Regions from separate parts of the Homo sapiens genome. Here region 1 is linked to region 2. A link is a loop called in an ENCODE intact Hi-C map of the cell type or tissue named here. Cell type or tissue: heart left ventricle. All regions are shown on one strand. Each heading gives the region's core, and the rest is flanking DNA. Links, peaks and the distances in the headings are about the cores only.

Region 1 (2,872 bases), core at 373-2,872, 300 kb after region 2:
TTGGGCTGGGCTCCGTGGCTCACACCTGTAATCCCAGCACTTTGGGAGGCCGAGGAGGGCCGATCACTTGAGGTCGGGAGTTTGAGACCAGCCTGGCCAACATGGTGAAATCTCGTCTCTACTAAAAATACAAAAATTAGCCTGGCATGGTGGCAGGCGCCTATAGTCCCAGCTACTCGGGAGGTTGAGGCAGGAGAATCACTTGAACCCAGGAGGTGGAGGTTGCAGTGCACTCTAACCTGGGTGACAGAGCAGGACTCCATCTGAAAAAGAAAGAAAAAAGAAAATAAAAGAAATATGAACGTGTTCTCTAATGTTGAGTCTCCCAGAGGGGGAATGTATCTCCAGAGCTCCCCAAATGTTTCCTGACCACAAACTCCTTTAGGCAGCTGCTTAAAGGACCTCAGGCAGGTCCTTTAGGCAGACCAGGGCTCTGCAGATCACACCCAGAGGAGCGCTAATCTCCAACCATCTTATCCCATAGTGTGAGGAACTGAAATTGAACAAGATGAAGCCCTGGCCCAGGTGCACGTGACAGAGCCAAGGCTGCAACTCACACTCCCTGACTTATAGCCCCGTGCTTGGTCCACATCACAGAGACATGCTTTAGGCCCCATCTAAATACAGGAGATGCTGAGTGAGGCCTTGCTGGAGGCCCATTAATCATGGGCCTTATATTGGAATCCAGGCCTCTTGAATTTCAGCTTGGAGCATAAAAAGGCCCACAACACTGGTACAGTCAGAAATACAGAACCGCACTTAGGAGTTATGTATTTTTAGCACCTTTAGATGCCTGCAAGAGTGGGGCTGGGGCCCCTGGGGGGATGAATCACACTATTGCAGCATACCTGGTAAAAGGATCCCATCCGAACAGAGCATGAGGCTCTGAGCATGCTCTGAGCACACAGCCAGCGGATGCTGGACACCAGTTAAAGGGTTGGGCCATGCCACAGCCTTCCTGCTGCCATCAACAGGAAGGGCACAGAGGAGGTGACTTTCTCAGGGAGGCAACAGGTGCATGCCCCTGCAGAGGCTGACTCCAAGGCCTTTCCCAGACTTCCCAAGGCAGAAGATTCAGACCCGGCTGTGCTTAATCTGAAAGCTGCCCCTTGGTTCAGGTTTCGGCCGGAGCAAGCCAGGCACAGCTGTTGGCTATGGGCAGGGACTCATAGCTTAGGTAGGTCTGTGGGTGGAGAATGGAGACAGATACCTTTGGAGAACAGTGGTTCTCCGACTTGAGCAGGCATCAGAATCACCAGGAGAGGGCCAGGCACGGTGGCTCGCGCCTGTAATCCCAGCACTCTGGGAGGCCAAGGTGGGTGGATCACTTGAGGTCAGGAGTTCAAGACCAGCCTGGCCAACTTGGTGAATCCCACCTCACCCACCCCTCCCCTCCACGTCTCTACTAAAAATACAAAAATTGGCTGGGCGCGGTGGCGCACGCCTGTAATCCCAGCTACTTGGAAGGCTGAAGCAGGAGAATCGCTTGAACCTGGGAGGTGGAGGTGGAGGTTGCAGGGAGCAGAAATCACGCCACCGCACTCCAGCCTGGGCAACAGGGCAAGACTCCGTCTCAAAAAAAAAAAAAAAAAAAAGAATCACTGGGAGGGCTTGTAAACATTGTAAACACACGCATTGGCAGGCCCCCAGCCCAGGAGTGGCTGATTCAGCTGGTCTGGGGGTGGACCTGGCAGTTTGCATTGCTAAGTTCCCACTGTCACGGCCGCTGCTGGTCTAGGGACCGCATTTTCAGGACTGCTGCTCTAGCGCGCCCCCTGGAGGATGCCCTGAGCTCTGCTCTCACGCAGACTTGAGATGAATGTTGCCTCTAGTCTCACCGTTTTAACCCGTTTTAGAATCTAAGCAGGGAGGTTGAATTCTGCCTCTCAACCTGTACTGTCTAGGAGACCAATACACAGAACTCCGAGAATGGAGGGAAATATTGCTCTAATATTTTAAACAACTTGAGATATCATTCACATACCATACATTTCACCCATTCAAAGTGTACGATTCCATTTTTTGTACAGTCACAGATGCGTGCGACCATCACCCAGTTTTAGAACATTTTCATCACCACAAAGATAAATACCGTGCCCTTGAGCTGTTGCTCCCCATCCTTCCTCGTCCCCACCCCAGCCCTAAGCATCCACGAATCTACTTTGTCTCTATGAATTTGCCTATTCTGACGAATTCTGGACATTTCACAGAAATGGAATCATACAACATGTGGCCTTTTGTGTCTGGCTTCTTTCACTCAGCATCACGTTTCCAAGGTTCATCCATGTTGTAGCGTGGATCAGAATTTAATTCTGTATTACGGACTGGATAATAGTCCGTTGCAGGGACAGACCAGATTGTGTTTATCCATGCATCCATTAATGGGCTTTGATTTTTGTGAATAATTGGTTATTTGTTAAAATTCATAGACTTGGACACACACAAACACACACCCAGCAGCTGCCGAAGCTCTCCTTTGAAAACGAATCAGATCACCTCCTTCCCGAGCTCACAGCCTTCTGTGATGCGCCAGCTCCCATTTCTCACATTTTCAGCACTTTGCTCCTCTAACTTGCTGCACATCCTTCCCCTGCAGAGCTTTTTAAAAAAAGTTGTAGTTTGAGATTCACAAACTAATGTACTAAAATCCACTGACTTGTATACATTGAAAGTATACAATGTAGGCCAGGCACTATGGCTCACGCCTGTCCAGCACTTTGGGAGGCCAAGGGGGTGGATCACTTGAGATCAGGAGTTCGAGACCATCCTGGCCAACATGGTGAAACCCCGTCTCTACTAAAAATACAAAAATTAGCCAGGTGTGGTGTCCGGTGCCTGTAATCCCAGCTACTCGGGAGGCTGAGGCATGAGA
Region 2 (2,831 bases), core at 1-2,500:
TGGTGTACTCCCAGGCTCCCCACTCCGCATTCTCTCCTCTGCGTGCTCTCTGGCTTTCCTATTAGAAGCCCTCCTCCATGTTCTGCGTGAGACACCAGCCCACTGCCTGGCAGGGCTGTGTAGGGAGCCAGCTTTTCCATGAGGCGGCCCCCATCTCCTGACTGGAAGACTGGCTGCTGGGACTCGGTAGAGAAGGGCCCAGAAGCTTCGCTGGGCAGTAAATAGACCAGCTCCTCTCTCCTTTTCTGCCCCGAGTAGTGCCTGCTGTCCTTGACCCCGTGATCTTCCAGGAATAGCTGCCCCTCTCCTTTGGGGTCTGGGGGGTGGTACCTAGGAGTCTGACCTCCTCCTACAGAAAATTCTTTCCCCATCCTTCGTATCTGGGAACCAGCTGTCAAGCTCTGGTGTTCCTTGGTGCTCCCCCCACATCCCTGGGAGGCAGTGTGGCCAAGGTGGTCATTTCACAGGTGGGGAAATGGAGGCCAAGAAGCTTTCTGACATGCCCAGCTGGGTGAGTAACAGGGCTGACCTCTCACGGTGTCATCAGCCCATGCTCAGGAGAAAATTTCCCCCAAATACGACAGCGCTTCTTTATGGAAAACCTGCCTGTCCTGTGCTGATTTAACACGCACCGTTTCCCTTAACTCTTGCAATCATCACCATCTCATAGATGGGGAAAAACTGAGGCTGAGAGAGGTTGCTCGGGGCCCATAGGCAGCAAACAAGGATCGTATTATGTTTAACATGATCAGCACTAGCTCTTTAATCATGGTGCCATTACTAATGATGTGAGAAACTCTAACAGGGACTTTCCTCCAACTCACCTGATCATCCAGAAGCACAGAACTCCATGGGGGCCAAAAGCTGCCACTTTGTGGATCTGCCCACGTCACCGATGGTGGCCACATGGGAAGTGGGTGCCAGGTGAGGGACTTATCCTGCAGGGAGAAAACGGGTTGGCCCCTCAGCGTGTGCTGCATGACGGCCACCAGGGGGCGCCACGAGACAGCAAATACCCACACACTGCTCAGGCCGCGGGAAGTTCACCCATCGCTGGCCCATCTGCTCAGTAGGTCCACAGATATTTACAGAGCACCTACCGTGTGCCAGCAAGGCGTCTGCCCTCAGTAGACTCTAATTAGCTGGGTGCAGTGGCTCACACCTGTGCTCCCAGCACTTTGGGAATCCAAGGCAGGTGGATTACTTGAGGTCAGGAGTTTGAGACCAGCCTGGCCAACATGGCAAAACCCCGTCTCTACTAAAAACAAAAAAATGAGAGGGACATGGTGACTCACGTTTTTAATTCCAGATACTCGGGAGGCTGAGGCAGGGGAATCACTTGAACCCGGGAGGCGGAGGTTGCAGTGAGACAAGATCGTGCCACCGCTCTCCAGCCTGGGTGAACAGAGTGAGACTCAAGAAAAAAAGACACTAATACAAGAAATTAAATATGCAATTTGTAGACTGTGATTTCTGCTATCAGCATTGAGAAAAGGAGATATCCCCTATCAGGGTGGATATTGTGGAGGATGAGTTGTCAGGAAAGGGCCCTGGAGGGAGGTGAGGGGTTGCAGCTGCGGTTACCAGATGTGCAAAGGCCCTGGGGCAGGAAAGGGCTGGGTTTTTTGCAGTTTCCCTCCCTCAACATGTCCCTTCTGCACAGTGGCTCATGCCTGTAATCCCAGCACTTTGGGAGGCTGAGGCGGACGGATCACCTGAGGTAAGGAGTTCGAGACTAGCCTGACCAACATGGGGAAACCCCGTTCCTACTAAAAATGCAAAAATGAGGCAGGCATGGTAGTGCACGCCTGTAATCCCAGCTACTCTGGAGGCTGAGGCAGGAGAATTGCTTGAACCCAGGACGCAAAGGTTGCAGTGAGCTATCACCCCACTGCACTCCAGCCTGGGCGACAGAGTGAGACTCTGTCTCAAAACAAAACAAAACATGTCCCTTCCTTTCCCACCCTCAGCCTGTAACTTCCCCACTACAGCATCACATCTAACTGGGGGAAGGCTCATACTGAAGCTGTTCTCAGTCCCCCAAACCTTAATATGAATGAACTTGTTTTATTTAGGACAGTGGTTTTCAAAGTGCATTCCCCTCCCCGGACCGGGAACACCGGCATCACTAGGAACTTGTTAGAAATGGAAATTCTCAGCCCCACCCCAGACCTCCCCAGTCAGAAACTCTGATGTCCACCCAGTGATCTGTATTTTAGCAACATGCTCCAAGTTGAAAATCACAGCTTTCGCACCCAGCATTGGAAAGAGTAGGGGATTCCCTGGGTGGAGGGGAACAGGCTTTTCAAGCTCAATGCAACCAGAAACCACCAAATCTGGTCATCTGCCGGCTATTCAGGATCCCAGCACCAGCCTCGTCAGCTGCGAGGCCCGGAGTGGGTCACCTCCTGCCTCTGCATCTCAGTTTCCTTGTATGTAAAATGACAACAACTTCTGCCTCGTGTAGCTGCTGGGAGGATCAGCAATAATGAATCCTGAAGGGCAGGAGGATGCTTGGCACATAGTAGGTGCTCAAGAAATAGTAAGGATGGCCGGGCGCAGTGGCTCATGCCTATAATCCCAGCACTTTGGGAGGCAGAGGCGGGTGGATCACAAGCTCAAGAGTTCGAGACCAGCCTGGCCAATATGGTGAAATCCCGTCTCTATTAAAAGTACTAAAAAAAAAAAAAAAAAAAAAAATTAGCCGGGCGTGGTGGCGGGCGCCTGTAGTCCCAGCTACTCGGGAGGCTGAGGCAGGAGAATCGCTTGAACCCGGGAGACGGAGGTTGCAGTGAGCCAAGATTGCACCACTGCACTCCAGCCTGGGCAAC

The links. A loop is a pair of places that touch in the nucleus more often than their neighbours do. Peaks named below come from ENCODE experiments on the same cell type or tissue, not always from the same donor. Only the 100,000 strongest peaks of a DNase experiment are listed, where the experiment ranks them.
Region 1: a loop joins it to region 2, with 2.4 times the contacts of the local background. A loop is called at or near these places in 11 of 110 quality-filtered maps.

What each region holds. Positions count from the first base shown.
Region 1 is chr16:84,671,401-84,674,272 of GRCh38, reverse strand. No RefSeq gene overlaps it. Among named protein-coding and RNA genes, the nearest start is that of KLHL36, 24 kb to the right of the region's middle. RefSeq lists an enhancer at 1,293-1,794. In heart left ventricle, for the core only: no CTCF peak of the experiment used is centred there; a DNase peak (open chromatin) is centred at 1,752.
Region 2 is chr16:84,968,880-84,971,710 of GRCh38, reverse strand. No RefSeq gene overlaps it. Among named protein-coding and RNA genes, the nearest start is that of ZDHHC7, 41 kb to the left of the region's middle. In heart left ventricle, for the core only: CTCF peaks have their summits at 767 and 983 (motif pointing right); a DNase peak (open chromatin) is centred at 1,000.